Regions from separate parts of the Homo sapiens genome. Here region 2 is linked to region 1. A link is an interaction called in ENCODE POLR2A ChIA-PET data of the cell type or tissue named here. Cell type or tissue: MCF 10A. All regions are shown on one strand. Each heading gives the region's core, and the rest is flanking DNA. Links, peaks and the distances in the headings are about the cores only.

What was found. ChIA-PET counts read pairs that join two places held together with the same protein. Peaks named below come from ENCODE experiments on the same cell type or tissue, not always from the same donor. Only the 100,000 strongest peaks of a DNase experiment are listed, where the experiment ranks them.
Region 2: POLR2A ChIA-PET joins it to region 1 with 5 read pairs; 5 of 35 experiments call an interaction of 5 or more read pairs at or near these places.

What each region holds. Positions count from the first base shown.
Region 1 is chr11:118,291,711-118,299,995 of GRCh38, reverse strand. No RefSeq gene overlaps it. Among named protein-coding and RNA genes, the nearest start is that of CD3E, 8.9 kb to the left of the region's middle. In MCF 10A, for the core only: a CTCF peak has its summit at 3,964; a DNase peak (open chromatin) is centred at 3,995.
Region 2 is chr11:118,171,068-118,179,352 of GRCh38, reverse strand. SCN2B (sodium voltage-gated channel beta subunit 2) reads left to right here and starts at 2,714. Exons shown (of 4, transcript NM_004588.5): 1 at 2,714-2,991. The coding sequence starts at 2,922. In MCF 10A, for the core only: no CTCF peak of the experiment used is centred there; a DNase peak (open chromatin) is centred at 4,132.

The sequences.
Region 1 (8,285 bases), core at 1,494-6,493:
AGCTCGTTCCCTAGTGGGAATGCAGGACTGCAGGACTGCAGCATTCCATTTTTGGCTTGCATCCACATACTAAGATGACATCTGTCAAGGAAGCTCAGGCTTTATTCTCCTCTGTCAGCTGGACTTCAAGAATAGCCCATCAGGTAGCCACAGGTTGAACTGAAGGTGAATTATTAGTGTAGTAGCGGTGGATGATGGAGGCCATGTGCTCCTGCAGTTGCTGCTTGTGTCCTCTGGCACTATTCATGCCTCAGCCAGACTGCATTCCTTCCTTCTTACAGTGGATTGTTGCGCCCACCCAAACTTGTGACTTGGAGGGTCTGACACTGCTTAGCTTATAATGGGCAGATCAAGTTTAATGGTCAGCTGATGTCCCATTGTCAGTTACTCAACTTCTTCCTGTGTATCTACTCTAGTAGCATGCCAAGAGCTGCTTTTCAAATGGTATATAATTCACTGCTGTAGGTAGAATGGCTTTGTTCCTGAACCCTAGGTATCAACATTTTGATTCTCCTGCTGGAACTTGCCATAGACTCCAAAAGGCATCTTTTCCCACCACAGATACTTCTAACTGCCATCAGGGTTGCTGGTATGTGGCCCAAGCTGCAGAGCTGCTTGTACCACAGCATGGACTTGCTGCAGAGCACTTTACTGCTCTGGGCTCCACTCAAAGCTGTAAGAGTTTTATGTCACTTGGAAATGAAGAGGCCTATAAGGTATTCCCTTTCTTAACTGAGGGGATGGTGCAAGGTAAAATAACATAGCCTCTACTTGGAAGAAATGACCTGGATGGTCCAAGACCTTGCACTCTTAAAAAGGACACCTGGCCAGGCACGGTGGCTCATGCCTGTAATCCCAACACTTTGGGAGGCTGAGGTAGGTGGACCACCTGAGGTTGGGAGTTCAAGACCAGCCTGACCAACATGGAGACACCCCGTCTCTACTAAAAATACAAAAAAAATTAGCCAGGCATGGTGGTGCATGCCTGTAATCCCAGCTACCTGGGAGGCTGAGTCAGGAGAATTGCTTGAACCCGGAAGGTGGAGGTTGCGGTGAGCCGAGATAGTGCCATTGCACTCCAGCCTGGGTGACAAGAGCGAAACTCCATCTAAAAAAAAAAAACCAAAAAAACCAAAAACACACTTACGTGGCAGGCCCCAGAATCTTCATAGAGTTTATCTCCTATTCTCCAAGGCCTCCAAATACTCGCAATTTCTTGCTCATTTGATGTGATTAACACAATGTCATTGATATAGCGGACCAATGTGATGTTCTGCAGAACGTCCAGATTGTCCAGGTCCCTTCAGACTATGTTATGATAGAGAGCTGGCAAGTTGACACAGCCCCAGGCAAGACCAGGAAAGTATATTGTCTCTTGGCTATGAGTGAATGCTCTGATTAAAAATATTACATTTGGCATAACTGCTGCAGTTGGAGCTACTACTTGTTTAAATTTGCAGTAGTCCACTCTCATCCACAATGATTCCTCAATTTTTGCAAAGGCCAAATCAGTGAATTAAATAGGGTGTATAATGGGACCACAATTCTTTAAGTCTTTGAAAATGACACTAATCTCTACCATTCTCTCTAGGATGCAATATTATTTTTTATTTACTGTCTTGGCAGGGAGTCATGGAAAGTTACAAGGGCTTCCACTGGCTTTTCCTAAAGCAATAGCTCTTATTTACACGTTAAGGAGCCAAGGTGAGGGTTCTGCCAACTGCTATATCCATTATCATACTTTTGGGAACTGGGTAGATGGTGACTGGGTGGGTCAGTGAGATGGACCTGGGCAAGGACCCCATTTACCACCTGACTCTTATGTGCCTCTCCTCTAACAGCCATAAACAGCACTTTGGGACCCTGGTTATAATCATCAACTTGGGCCCTGTATCCAACAGCCCTTGAAAGGTCCAGGTATTCCCCTTTCCACGAATAAATGAGTCCTTGTGGGGAAGGACTGTGGGAATCACTAATTTATATACTTGCCATGGTGTTGTAATGTCCTTTCTTATGGGGACTTGGCCTTTCTTTCAGTTGATTGGTTCTGGGTATGAGAATCGGCTAAGATCTGGAAACTCAGAAGGGAATTATGGCTTTCCATTAGTAAGCTCAACTTGGCCATCTGTTCATTCATTCTTGGATCAATTTTGGGGAAATAAAAATACACACACATATTGTCAGATGTGTATGGGACATACTGACACTAAAAAATTCTTTGTTATTTATCTGAAATTTAAATTTAATTGGGCAGCCTATATTTTTATTTGCTAAATCTGGCAAACTCACCTTAGGAAAAACATATTCCATCAGTCATTGCCATAGATCTCTGTGAATCAGGCCTCCTGACTGGCAGTTTTGACCTTATAGCCACCTTGCTTTGGAAGATAAATGCCGCCAGCTGGCCTCTGCTTCTCCGGGACCTTCTCATTCTCATTACTACCTAGGAACCAGGTCTATGATACCATTAGCCCAGGCCTACAGAAAATGACTAATATTAACTGTCTCAATAATGCTGGTGCAACAGTTGAACTCATGGACTTAGAGAGTAGAAAGATGGTTAACAGAGGCTGGGAAGGGTAGTGAAAGACTGGGGTGGGGATGGTTAACTGGTTAAAAAAAAATTAGAATGCATAAGACCTACTGTTTGATAGCACAACTGGGTGACTATAGTCAATAATAACTTAACTGTACATTTTTAAGTAACTTAAAGAGGCCAGGCACAGTGGCTTACGCCTGTAATCCCAGCACTTTGGGAGGCCGAGGTGGGTGGATCACCTGAGGTCAGGAGTTCAAGACCAGCCTGGCCAACATGGCGAAACCCTGTCTTACTAAAAATACAAAAATTAGCCAGGCATGGCAGTGGGCACCTGTAATCCCAGCTACTCAGGAGGCTGAGGCAGGAGAATCGCTTGAGCCCGGGTGGCAGAAATTGCGGTGAGCTGAGAGCGCGCCATTGTACTCCAGCCTGGGCAACTGAGCAAGACTCTGTCTCAAAAAACAGAACAAAACAGAACAAAACAACCAAAAACCAAAAAATGAAAATGTAAAGAGTGTAATTGAACTGCTTGCAACTCATGGATAAATGCTTGAGGGAATGGATACCCCATTCTTTATGCTGTGTTTATTTCACACTGCATGCCTTTATCAAAACATCTCATGTGCCCCATAAACATATACACTTACTATGTGCCCACAAAAATTTAAAAAAAAAACTTAAAAAAAATAATGCTGGTGCTCATTTATTAGAATGTGTTGGCAAATCCTCTAGGCCCCCCGAGGGATAGAGTCAACTGGTGGGTTTTCTGGTATTTGAGAGTAGATTCATTCTAGCATGCTCACTCTCTGATCCTTTTTGGTCCTTTCTCCCTAGTCTGCCACAGCAGTTCAGACACTCTACTTCATTTAATGTGGGCCACCACTCTTACCAAAATTTCAAGAGCCTTCCTAGCAGCAGATTAAATCAGTCTCCTAGGGCCCATACCAGGTATTAAATCTCGTGTCATGAGAGTGCCCCCACATTGACAAAGCCTCTTCCATTCAGCTTTACATTCCACCCCACTTGATCCACATGCCTCCCACAGGCAAATGCCCCAGGTCTTGCCAGTCCACATCAGTGGGGTCCTGCAGCGGCCTTGGCATATCAATCTCTCTCTTCTCTCAGCAGCCCCAGCACTTCCTCAGTTGGGTCATCTTGAGATTTGACTGTAGTGATTGATCTGATGGCCAGGAGGGGAGGTGAGGGCAGATTCTGAGATGGGCTAATGATGTCTTGTAAGGTACCTTCTTATTTGAAGCCTAGGCCCAGTGGGTTCAGGGGGAACTGGAAGTTCAGGGGTCTCAATCACATTTGCTCAGCCTCAGGGTCCCATATCTTCCTTATCATGGCCCTGATTTTGGCATAAGCAACTTACCTAGGCTAAGAATTCCTCCTCTGAAATTCTTCCAGTTTTACAGAGGGTGCCCTCTAGCTGCAGGAGATGAGGTGCTCTTTAAATGCTGCTAAGGAAGCCAGCCTCTGACTCACTTTGTTTTAAATCGGTGATTAATTGATATGAGCTTGTCATTTTCTTTCTTTAACATATCAGTGGTTCTAAGCAAGAGCCACCCAATTTCACAATCTTCATAGTTACTATTTACCTGAACTTCTCACATGCCAGGAGCATTCGTAAGCCAGTGTATTCCTTCCACCTTAATCTTGGCCCAGGTCATCACAGGGGCTGTAGCTCCTCCTACCATTGATGATGGGGTCTTCATTGCCATCTGTTATCCAACTCCAGAATCCCATCTTTAAAATCTACTTTTTAGGACCACTTCTAGAACCAACTAGTTTAGGATTGATCCCCCAAGAGCAGAGCTTGAGATTGCAATTCTTGTTCAAGTGATTTGGTGAGGGAGTGCCTTCAGATGAGTTCTGTAAGGGAGTAAGGATGGCACTGGATGGCACATTAGAAGAGGAGAAAAAGCTAGTTCAAAATGTGGGTTCAGCTGAGGTCTATCCTTAATCTGATCTCCAGGGGAGCTCTAGAGCAAGAATGCCCCCGCGGAGTTGTCCCGTCTAGAGGCAGGAGACTGAACTTCTGTATTCCCCTATCTGTCAGTCATTGGCTGCAGGATGCCAGGTAAGGCAGCTTCCTGGAGGTGGAGGGCAATTCTCAGGCGAAGTGTGCTGCTGTGAAGCTATTAGCAGTCAATACTCACAGAAGCCAGGGGATGGGTGCACTGAGCAGGTGAAGGGGATGCGACAGGGCACCAGCAACACCTGCTACAGCATGCATCTCTAAACACTAATTTCCATTTCCTTTTAATGAGTTTTATGTAAATGAAATCACTCATATCACTCATACTTTGTGTTTGGTGTCTTTTGGTTAACATTGGGTTTCTGAAAATCTTATATGTTGTTGCTTGGGCTGCGTTCCGCAAATTTTAATATGTTGTATTTTACTTATTCAGTTAAAATACATTCTAATTTCCATTGATTTATCTTTGACTCATGGGGTATTTTGAAGTGTATTGCTGGAATTGGCATTAAGAATAGACATAATTCAATAAAACAGAGTAGAGAGCCCAGAAAAAGACCCTAACATATATAAACAATTGATTTTCAAGGAAAGTAAACAACGGGAGAAATGATAGTCTTTTCAACAAATGGTCTAGGAAAAACTAGATAGAAATCCATAAGGAAAATAATGAATTTCAATCCTTACCTCAAACTATGCAAAAAAAAAAAAAAAAAAAAAAAAAGAGAGAGAGAGAACTTGAAATAAGGACCTAAATGTAAAAGCTAAAACTATAAAACTTGTGGAAGAAAACATAGGATAATATCACTATAGCTTTGGAGTAGGCAAACATATTTTAGGATACAAAAATAGTAATTTTTAATAAATAATAAAAGGTAAAAAAGAGTAAGTTAGACCTTGTCAAAATTAAAAACTTTCCTGCTTTTTGAAAGACTCTATTAAAATGAAGAGGTAAGTCACAGACTAGGAGAAATAATTCACAATATGTGTATCTGACAGGGGACTTGTATTCAAAATATATAAGTAACTCTTACAACTTAGTAAGAAGGCAACCCAATAAAAAATTGGGCAAAGGATATAAATAGGCACTTCATAAAAGAAGACATACAAATAGCCAAGAAGCACATGAAAATATTCTCAACATCATTAGTTGTCAGGGAAATGCAAATTCAAATCACAATGAGATACTACTATACACATTCTAAAATGGCTAAAATTAGGATGACTGACAATAGTAAGTGTTGAAGAGGATGTGGAACAATTGGAACTTTTTTACTTTGCTGGTGGGAGTGTGGAATGGTACAACCACTTGAAATAACAATGGAAAAATGGTTGTCAGTTTTGTTTATGAAGTTAATATACTTTTATGTTACGACTCAGCAATACCATACCCAGGTTAATGAGATAAACGAAAACATGTATCCACAAAAAGACATGTATATGATGATCACAGCAGTGTTTTAAAAAAATAATAATGGCAAAAACCTGGAAACAGCCCAAATGTTCAACAAGAGATGAATGAATAAATAAATTGCAGTACATTCAGAGCATACTACTAAAGCAATAAAAAGGAGCAAACTACTGATGTAGCAAACTACATCTCAAAAACTTTATTTTAAGCAAAGAATCCAGACACAAAAGTGTATTGCTGTATGGTTTCTTTTATATGAAATTCTAAAACAGTAAAGTGTATTTATTATTATTTTTTAATTTATTTTCTTTTTTGTAGAGACAGGATCTCACCAGGTTACCCAGGCTTTTTTGGACTCCTGGACTCAAATGATCCTCTTGCCTCGGCCTCCCAACATGCTGAGATTACATGTGTGAGCCACTATGCCTGGCTTAGAACAGTAATATTTAATTTACAGTGACAGAAAGAAAATTATTGGCTGTTTGGGGCTGGAGGTAGGTGGAAGATTGATTGCAAAGAGCCTTGAGGGAACCTTTAGGGGTGACAGGAATGTTTTGTATCTTAACTGGGGTGGTGGTACACGAGTGCATACATTTGTCAAAATTCTTGAACTGTATATTTAAAAGGGTGCATTTTATGGTATGTAAATCAAGCCTCAAAAAAAGAATGTACAAATAGACACCTATACACACATGGGAGAAAGACTACAGAACAATGTCAAAGTAATAGATCATAGAGTAAAAGGGGAGGGGCAAGGATTGGTTGGTTGTTTTTTCATTCTAAGCCTTCAGCAAATTGATTTTTTTTTTTTTTCTAAGACAGGGTCTTGCTCTGTCGCCCAGGCTGGAGTAGAGTGACGCGGTCGAGGCTCATTCCTGAGCCTCCCAGGTAGCTGGGACTACAGGCACGCACCATGCCCAGCTAATTCTTGTAATGTTATATAGAGTCTTGCTATGTTGCCCAGGCTGGTCTCAAACGCCTGAGCTCAAGCAATCCACCGGCCTCAGCCGCCCAAAGTGCTGGGATTACAGGCATGAGCCACTGTGCCCGGCCTAGCAAACTGATTTTTTAAAACAATGTCCTTATACTTCTTCACTAAAAAAAATTAGGCATAAATGAGAGGTAAAGAGGTAGAGTCAGAATGTAGACATCTCTTTTGAGAAGTTTTTCAGTGAAAGAGAGCAGAGAATGGGGCTTTGGTTGGAGGGGATGTGATTTCATGGGAATTCTTTTTTTAATGATAGATACATAAAACTAGGCAAGAACTCAATATGCTTATATCTTTTATACAACTATAGAACCAAAAGGAATTGACAAGTTAAATCTAAAAAAATTCAAAACCAATTCAATTTAATCATACAAAAAAGACAGAATTGCACAGTATAATCTTTACCATGTACAATGCAAATGTATATTTATGAAAGTGACTGGAAAAAACTACAGCAAAATGCCTACAAAGATGGTACATGAATATAAATAGAACAATTTAAATTTTCTTCGTATACTTTTCTACGTTTGAAATTTTCTGTAATGAATATTTATTACTTATATAACTAAAGATAAACATTTAAAAAAGAAAAGAATAATTGATGCTAATTTTCAAATAGGTATGAATCTAATGTGAAATATAGATATATTTTTGAAACAGTCTCACTCTGCCACTCAAGCTGGGGTGCAGTGGCAAGAACATGGCTCACTGCAGCCTCATCCTTCTGAGCTCAAATGATCCTCCTGCCTCAGCTTCCCAAGTAGGTAGGACCACAGGTGTGTGCTACAACACCGAGCTATTTTTATTTTTATTTTTTGTAAAGATGAAGTCTCCCTATGTGGTCAAGGCTGGTCTTGAACTCCTGGGCTCAAGCGATCCTCCTGCCTTGGCCTCCCAAAGTGCTGGGATTACAGGAATGAGCCACTGCACCCTGCCTAACGTGCATGTATTTTTGATATCAGCATGTGGACATACCCATCCTGCTTTTCCTAGCGCTCACGTGTCTTACTTATTTATGCATTTATTTGTTAATTTTTGCTTCTTCTGACTCAGTCCTCATATCATTCATGCTTCTGTTCCTAGGTCCCCTCCTTGGCTTGAAGTCCTTCCCTTTCCGGCACCATCCAGTTCTTAATTAGTTGAGATGGCACAGCCCAGAACAACAACTGGCCACCTTAGTGTAATGTAGTCTTCTCAACTCCTAAGACACACGCCCCTTCCTATAACAACTATTTTGTAACATCCCCTTTACTACGCTGAAAGGAAATCACAGAAAAGAAAGCGAATCTCCACACACAATTTTCCCTCAAATCAATACAATGCTCCTTGTAAAGAAGAAATACAAGAAGTGTATGATGAAATAAAT
Region 2 (8,285 bases), core at 2,110-7,109, 120 kb after region 1:
ACGCGGGAAGATCACTTGAATCCAGGAGTTCGAGACCAGCTTGGCCAACATAGTGAAACCCTGTCTGCACTAAAAATACAAAAATTAGCTGGGCGTGGTGGCAGGAGCCTGTAATCCCAGCTACTTAGGAGGCTGAGGCAGGAGAATCACGTGAACTTGGGAGGTGGAGGTTGCAGTGAGCCAAGATTGTGCCACTGCACTCCAGCCTGGGCCACAGAGTAAGCCTCTGTCTGAACAACAACAACAAAAGAATAAAGAGAAAAAGAAAAAGAAAAAAGAAATTATGGTGGCGGGAACCTGTAAACCCAACTACTCAGGAGGCTGAGGCAGGAGAATCACTTGAACCCGGGAAGCGGAGGTTGCAGTGAGCCAAGATCATGCCACTGCACTTCAGCCTGGGCCACAGAGTGAGATTCCATCGCAAAAAAAAAAAAAAAAAAAAAAAAAAAAAAATAATAATAATAATAATAATAATAAAATAAATAAATTAAAAAAAAAGAAAAAGGAAAAAGAAATCACCTATCCCAGGGTTAAGATTAAACTGACAGGGTGGGGGCGCGGTGGCTCACACCTGTAATCCCAGCACTTTGGGAGGCTAAGGTCGGTGGATCACGAGGTCAGGAGTTCAAGACTAGCATGGACAAGATGGTGAAACTCTGTCTGTACTAAAAATACAAAAATTAGCCAAGCATGGTGGCAGGCATCTGTAATCCCAGCTACTTGGGAGGCTGAGGCAGGAGAATTGCTTGAACCTGGGAGGTGGAGGTTGCAGTGAGCCAAGATCGCGCCACTGCACTCCAGCCTGGGAGAGAGAGCGGGACTCCATCTCACACACAAAAAAAGAAAAGATTAAACTGAGATACCACAGGCTGAGCATGGTGGCTCACGCTTGTACTCCCAGCACTTTGGGAGGCTGATGCAGGTGGAACACTTGAGGTCAGGAGTTCGAGACCAGCCTGGCCAACATGGTGAAACCCTGCCTCTACTAAAAATACAAAAAAATTAGCTGGGGGTGGTGGCACGTGCATGTAGTTCCAGCTACTCTTGAGGCTGAGACACAGGAATTGCTTGAACCCAGAAGGCAGAGATTGCAGTGAGCTGAGATTGCACCACTGCACTGCAGCCTGGGTGACAGAGCGAGACCCTGTCTAAAAAAAAATAATAAAATAAAAAAATAAAAAATTGAGATATCACATGTAAAGTGCTTGGCACAGAGTTTATGCTCAAAAATATTAGTTGCTCCCTGTTTGGTACACAAAGGGCCCATCACAAATGCAGGTGACTGCTGCATGCGAATCTCTGCCCTACTTAACCATCTCCCCAGGAGTATGGGGGTCACCTCTGCTTAGGACCACCTTGGACTCCACCCACCAAGTTCTCCTACTTATGACGTTAGCTTATTTTTTCTTCCTTCTTCAAAAGAAAAGTTTTAAACATACACAAAAGAAGAGAGAACTATATGACAAACCCTTTACACCCATCACCAGCTAGTTTCAATTATCAAGCAAAACAACTAGTCTCGTGTCACCTATTCTCCCATCTCTTTTTTTCGTTGAATATATATATATGTATTTTTGAGATGGAGTCTCACTCTGTGGCCCAGGCTGGGATGTAGCGGAGTGATCTCGACTCACTGCAACCTCCGCCTCCCAGGTTCAAGCAATTCTCCTGCCTCAGTCCCCCCAAGTAGCTGGGATTACAGGCACACGCCACCACACCCGGCTAACTTTTGTATTTTTAGTAGAGACAGGGTTTCACCATGTTAGGGAGGCTGGTCTCGAACTCCTGACCTCAGGTGATCTGCCTGCCTCGGCCTCCCAAAGTGCTGGGATTACAGGTGTGAGCCACCCCGCCCGGCCACCCATGTGTGTCTTTAACAGATAGAGATGTTAAAGGACAAAACCACATTTTATCAGACCCAACAAAATTAAGAATGATTCATTAATACAATCTACTATGTAGTTCATATTTAACTTTTCCCAATTGTCTCAAAAACTTTTCTTTCCTGTTGATTTGTTTGAATCAGGTTTATCCAAAGGCCTGTGTTACATTCAATTGTAAGATCTCTTGGGTATTTTTCTATCAGCCTGCTTCAACATGTTCTGTTTTCAGAGGAAACGCTAGAATGAGGAAAGCATTACCCCTTGAAAGTCTCTCCAACTCACTTTCCTGAACCCTTTTCAATAACACAAAAACAAGCATCTCCTTTTTTTTTTTAGGTTTTTTTTTTTTTTTTCCCTCTGGAGGCAGGGCCCAGGCTGGAGTGCGGTGCAGTAGCTGGGACAAGAGGCATGCGACATTATGCCTGGCTAAATTTTGTATTTTTAGTAGAGATGGGTTTTGCCATGTTGCCCAGGCTGGTCTTGAACTCCTGGACTCAAGCAATCCATCCGGCCTCCCAAAGTGCTGGAATTACAGGTGTGAGCCACTGCGTCAGCCTGGGGGTGTTTTTAAATGATAAAAGGTGTTTCCCTTTCCAGAATCTTTAAAATAAATGGATTCCTCTAATAGCTTTCAAAATCCAACAATCATCCCAGTGAAGTCAAAAAGCAGGGTTTGTATTATTTCTTGTTTTAGAGGGTAAAAATTTCTGGGATTTTGTTCTTTTCAAAATGACTTTTTTATGCCCTCCCACCTGCTTTTTGAAATCCACCAACCACAATATTTACCCCATCCCCCTTTTCTCTCCCCCCCATCTCTCTCTCTCTCCTTTACACACTCCCTCTCTCTCTCTTTTTAGCAGCAACATACAAGCCGGCCATATTAGAGAGATGGAAATAAAGCTTCCTTAATGTTGTATATGTCTTTGAAGTACATCCGTGCATTTTTTTTTAGCATCCAACCATTCCTCCCTTGTAGTTCTCGCCCCCTCAAATCACCCTCTCCCGTAGCCCACCCGACTAACATCTCAGTCTCTGAAAATGCACAGAGATGCCTGGCTACCTCGCCCTGCCTTCAGCCTCACGGGGCTCAGTCTCTTTTTCTCTTTGGGTAAGTTAGACACATCTGCATGCTCCCGAGGGTTCAGAAGTGTAGCCGCAATGTGAAGAGGATGGGGGCAGGGGATAGGAAAGAAGACATTGCTAGCGCTTTCCCTCTGTGTCCTTGGGAGGGGAGGTGCTGGGGACTGGAAGGGACGTTGCTGGGGAGTGCAGAACCCTGGGACTACTTAGTCACAGAAATGTTGGGTCAGGGGATCTGAGTGTTGCTGGGGGCTGACAATTGTCAAGGGAGGTGAATCTTCTCTGGATTTCCCCTAAGTGGACCTACGTGGCGGTGGGGCAGAGAGTGGATTGACCTGCAGTCTCTTCAGGGATTATTTTTTGGAGTTGCTGCAAATGCGGGGTCCTGGGACTTAATGCTCCCTTAAGGGGCTTCTTTTCAGAAGCTTGATCCTGGTGGATTTAGGGTATTAGGAGAGTGTGCAGGGGAGCTGGTGGCAGAAAGTTGAGTCTGGGTCTGGCTTCTTGGCACTCGGTCTCACTGATCTGTTGGAACGTGTGTGGGAGTAGGTGGGAAGCGGGCTTGGGGAATGATGTCTGGGTTGGGAGGAGACCTGCTGAGGCACGCACTGATGGAGAAGGCACCTTTGGCTTGGGCCGGATGGAATGGAGGAAGGGCCAGGTGTAGAGATTCAGGAAAAAAATGGAACCCACAGGCTGAGCGAGGTTGCAGCCCTTTAAATCCAGCCTCAGAACTGCCCAGCCCAGTCTTGCAGACTGTCCTGTCAAGTGTTTGTATTTGACCACTCAGAGACTTCCTGGTGGGGAAGTGGGCTAGAAAGTTATTTGCAAGCCTGCTTTGTAGAGTTTCATTCTTGCTCCTAAACTTACTTATTGCTGGAGCAGCAACTGAGAGTCAAGTCCAAGGACTGTTGATGGAACTATTCCCCACCACAAAGGCTCTCTCTCTTTCTGTGGTGTGATGTGCTGGGTTTGGAGTAGGAGTGCTAAACACAGACAGTGCAGAGGCCCTGCCAGCCTGCTTTGCTGAGTTACTTGGCATATTAACATCAGAGCAGGAATGCTATGGAATCTCTGGCAGGACCTGGGTTTCAAGCCACCTTTGTCATTTACGTAATGATCACAGGCAAGTTACTCAACCCCTCTGAGCTTCAGTTCCCTCCCGGGTAAACTAAAGAATGCCTACTGCCTGACGTGTTTGTGATTTGGTGCATGGCAGGAACTCAACGATGGCTAACATAAGAATGCTTTTCGTGAGCCCAGGCACTGTGTATCTTGTTTAGCCCTCACAGCAATCGGAGGTAGATTCTATTATACTCAGGTTACAGGGAGGAAACAGATGACTATGGTAACGGGAGCTGAAATTTGAACTCCCTGTGTCTGACTTCAGCACATTCTCTTAAACGTTGGATTCCACTCCCCAATGTTCAAGAAATGGCACTGCTATATTAACAGTACCTAATTGATCAGAGTCTCAGGACAGGCTGAAAGAAGGGGAGTTGGGTGAGTGGCCTGTTGTAAGGAGGCCCAGCTGGAGGACAGGACCCTTTCCTCAGGAGTTAGGAAGCACTTCGTGCAGGAGAGAAGCCGCCTGGTGAGAGCCATGGCTAAGTAAAGATAGAAAGGGGGCTCAGTGACCAGGACCCAGAGCTCTGGGCTAGGGTGAGGAAGAGGGAGTCTGCGATGAAGAGGTCTGAGTGTTTGGGGTGGGGAGATGGTAGTGGGAGGAAGCTAAAGCTTCTGCAAAGCTGAGTGGGAGAGGATGCAGGAATGGGGACCTTGAACTTGAACTTGATTGGTGCTGTAATGAGGCATGTCCCTGGCACTCCAATGCTGAGGGCCGAGTTGACAGTGGAACTTTGGTGGTGTTGCAGTAGCATCGATCCCCAGGATGGAGGATGCCACAAGTGACGAGGGAGGGGACTCTGTCGGGGCTGGGCTTGTGGGGATGACTATGGAGGTGGCAAAGAGAAAGGGCAGGTGGGCAACCAGCTCTACCCACGGCAGAAGCATATGAGGCTAGTTTTAGCCAGAAACAATTCAAATGACTGGGCTTCCCTCAAGTTTTTCTTGAGACCGTTGACTCCACAGTCACTGGCCTGCTTACCAATGTATGGATTATGTTAGTGGAGGCATAGAAAGTGGAGTCTGGGCTGAGCATGGTGGCTCACGCCTGTATCCCAGTGCTTTGGGAGGCCGAGGTGGGAGGATCGCTTGAGGCCAGGAATTGGAGACCAGCCTGGACAACATAGCAAGACCCTGTCTCTACAAAAAAAAAAAAAAAAAAAAAAAAAAAAAGAAAAGAAAAATAAGCCAGGCATGGTGGCATGTACCTGTAGTCCTAACTGTTCCAGGAGGCTGAAGAAGGAGTATCAAGAGTTCCAGGCTGCAGTGAGCCGTGATCATGCCTCTGCACTCCAGCGTGGGCAGCAGAACCAAACCCTGTCTCTTAAAAAAAGAAAGAAAGAAAGAAAGAAAGAAAGTGAAGTCTAGTCCTCACTCTAGCCCACTGCACATATCTGCTGCTTGTGGTGGTGGGGACCCAGACATGGAGAGAAAGCTGTCTCTTCTTCCTTTAGTAGACTTTATTGAGTCCCCACTCTGCCACACACTGTCCTGGGTGCCAGGGATACCAAGATGAATAGGAGTCAGTTCCCCGGAGCCTCTAGAGGGAAACAGGCCCATGAACAAATAATAACAAGACAACATTGTATGTATGGCAACAATAATAGCAATAATGCTCATCATAGTCGCAGCTGACTTTTGTCCAGGCCATGTGCTAGGCACTGTGCTGAGCTTCATACAGGTAGTAAGTCATTTAATCCTTCGACAGCCCTATGAAGTTGGGCTTATTGTCCCCTATATTACAGATGAGGAAACTGAGGCACTGGGAGGTTAACTATCCTGCCATTCTGCCCTCAAGTCATGTGGAAGAGATAGGAACAGGGCTGGGGTGAGGACAAGGACAATGGGGAAACAGTCACCGAGGCTAATGCCCTGTAAGCTGGGACCTGAAGAATAAGTAGGAGGGGCCCAGGGGCAGGAGGGCAAATGAGCTTCTCAACCTGAAGCAAAAATACGTGCAAAGGCATGGAGAAGGGAAGGAAGGTGGTGTTTTCAGAAAAAATCAGAACTGGGGTCACTGGAGTGAAGGAGACCTGGGGGGATGGGGGCTGGCAGGGGATGAGGCTAGGGTATAGGTTGGTCCCAGATGCCAAAGGGCTTGGAAGCTGTGCCCAGGAGCCTGGACTTGATCCTGAAAGCAGTGGGTAGCCGTTGGAGGTCTGGAGGTGAGGAGTGATGAGGGTGGGTTGCTCCTGGCTGCACGGGGATGGACTGGAGTGGCCGGGGTTGGGGAGGCCCTTGAGCAGGAAGGGTCTGGATGGTAAGGCAGTGCAGGTGCGGAGATACGGGCTGGATGCCACACTCACCTGGGAGGCAGGGGCTGCCCCGGGAGACAGTTCATCTGTTTAGACACTTAAAAAAAAAAAAAAAAACCAAGAAGAAAATAATTACCTCATAGGTTGCTGTAGGGTGGAAAGAGGAGTGAAGAGATTAACTTCCAGTCTCTGCAAGAGACAGCATTTGGCAGATGAGCAAATTTTTATAGTCTCTGCAAGATGGGCTAGTTAGAACAGTGGATGACACGAGGCCTGAGGGCCCAGATGTGCCTTGGAGACAGCGGGTGGCCCGCCACTGCTGAGGTTTTGGATCTAAGATCAGAAGCCTCATCCCGTTGATGATCTTTTCCCTTCTGTGAGTTGAAAATCAGGAGACACAGGCCCCAGACCTGGTCTCAAATGGGACAACCAGGAAGATTGTGGGCCCCCCTTGTATGGAGGTTCCTTTAAATGGTACAATTCCCTGCTGGCGGGCCTGCCTGGAGTTGGACCTGCCATATAGTCGGCAAGAGATCGGATGCCTTGGAATGGGGCTCACTTCACCACTCAGCTTCAATGCCTCAACCCAGTCTGGAGCCAGGCAGGCTGGCTTCAGATTCTAGCTTCGCCTCTTACTAGCCGTGAACTTGGGCTCGTCTCTTAACTTCTTTGTGCTCCATCTTCCTCATCCGGAATGTGGGAGCGATAACAGGTTTTGTTAGTATTAAATGAGGTGATGTATGTAGAGTATGTAGACAGTGCCTGGCTCGTTGTAAGCATTTTGTAAGGGTTTGTGGCTGTGATGAAGTCCTTTCTGTGGCCTTGGCCATGCATTCGGGTGCTTTCCCGAAGCAGGAGAGTTAATCAAGAGACCAGAGTTTTGCTCACAGCTCTGACCTTGTTGAGCCATGGTCCCCTCGTCTTTAATGAGGGCCCGGACTGGCGGGAGGTCTGAGGCCAGCACCCTAGAGCTGCTGGGATTCTGGTGAGGCCACAGGCTTACGTGGAGATATTGGATTAGGGGCTAGGAACCATGATTCTGGCCTCAGCTTGTCCCTATTCTCTGTGTGTGGCTCTCATGGCCTTTCCTCACCGGTAAAACAATGGGGCTAGATCTACGGTTTCTGATCTCAGCTCCAGCTGTGGCTCCGGATCCCATGCTCGCTCCGCAGGATGGAACTTGACGTTTGACTCTGTGACCACTAGAGGGCACGCGTGTTCCGCCCGGTACCTTCTGCAGGGCCCCGCTGCAGGGTGGGGAGGGGGAGCCCGCATTGCACCTCTCCGGCTGCCCCCGTCCTGCCGGCCAGAAAAGGCGCCCCCGCACTCCTCTCTACCCTGCCCTCCCCCACGGCAGGGTGCTAGCTCCTTCGAGATGGTGAGGTTCAAGTTCTAATCTGGAGCACTGCCTTGGGCTTGGTGGGGGGCAGAGGCCCGCACAGAGTCCGCCGGGCTTCGCAGAACGCAGACTTTTTGGTCTGGGGAGCCCCTGGGAAGATGATCGACCTTCCAAGGGAAGAGCTAGAGGGATAGGACATTCCTGGGATGGGAGGTAAGCTCAGGACAAGCACTGTCAGTGCCTTCCCTCAGAGCTCTGGGCCTCTGCAGATGAAGATGCTGTTGGCATTTTCTGCACACCTCCTCCTTGGCTGGTGCGCTGCCAGATGCTTTCAGAACGGCGATGAAAGTACAGGAGATGGAATTGGGCTTTGTTCTTCCTGACAGGGGCCCACTCAGCCTCCCCAGTCCTTATTCCCCTAATGAGCACTTAAGCTCACACCTGGAATCCTCGGCCCTGGACTCCTCCTCTAGAAAACGCAGATGGTGACAGCTGTCTCCCAGCTTGGAGAACAGATGAGGTCCCCATGCCTACCCCTCCATCCAGGGCTGCTGCCAGTTCAGAGAATCTCTGGTTCTTAAGTCCTGCCATTTGCCCTGGTCA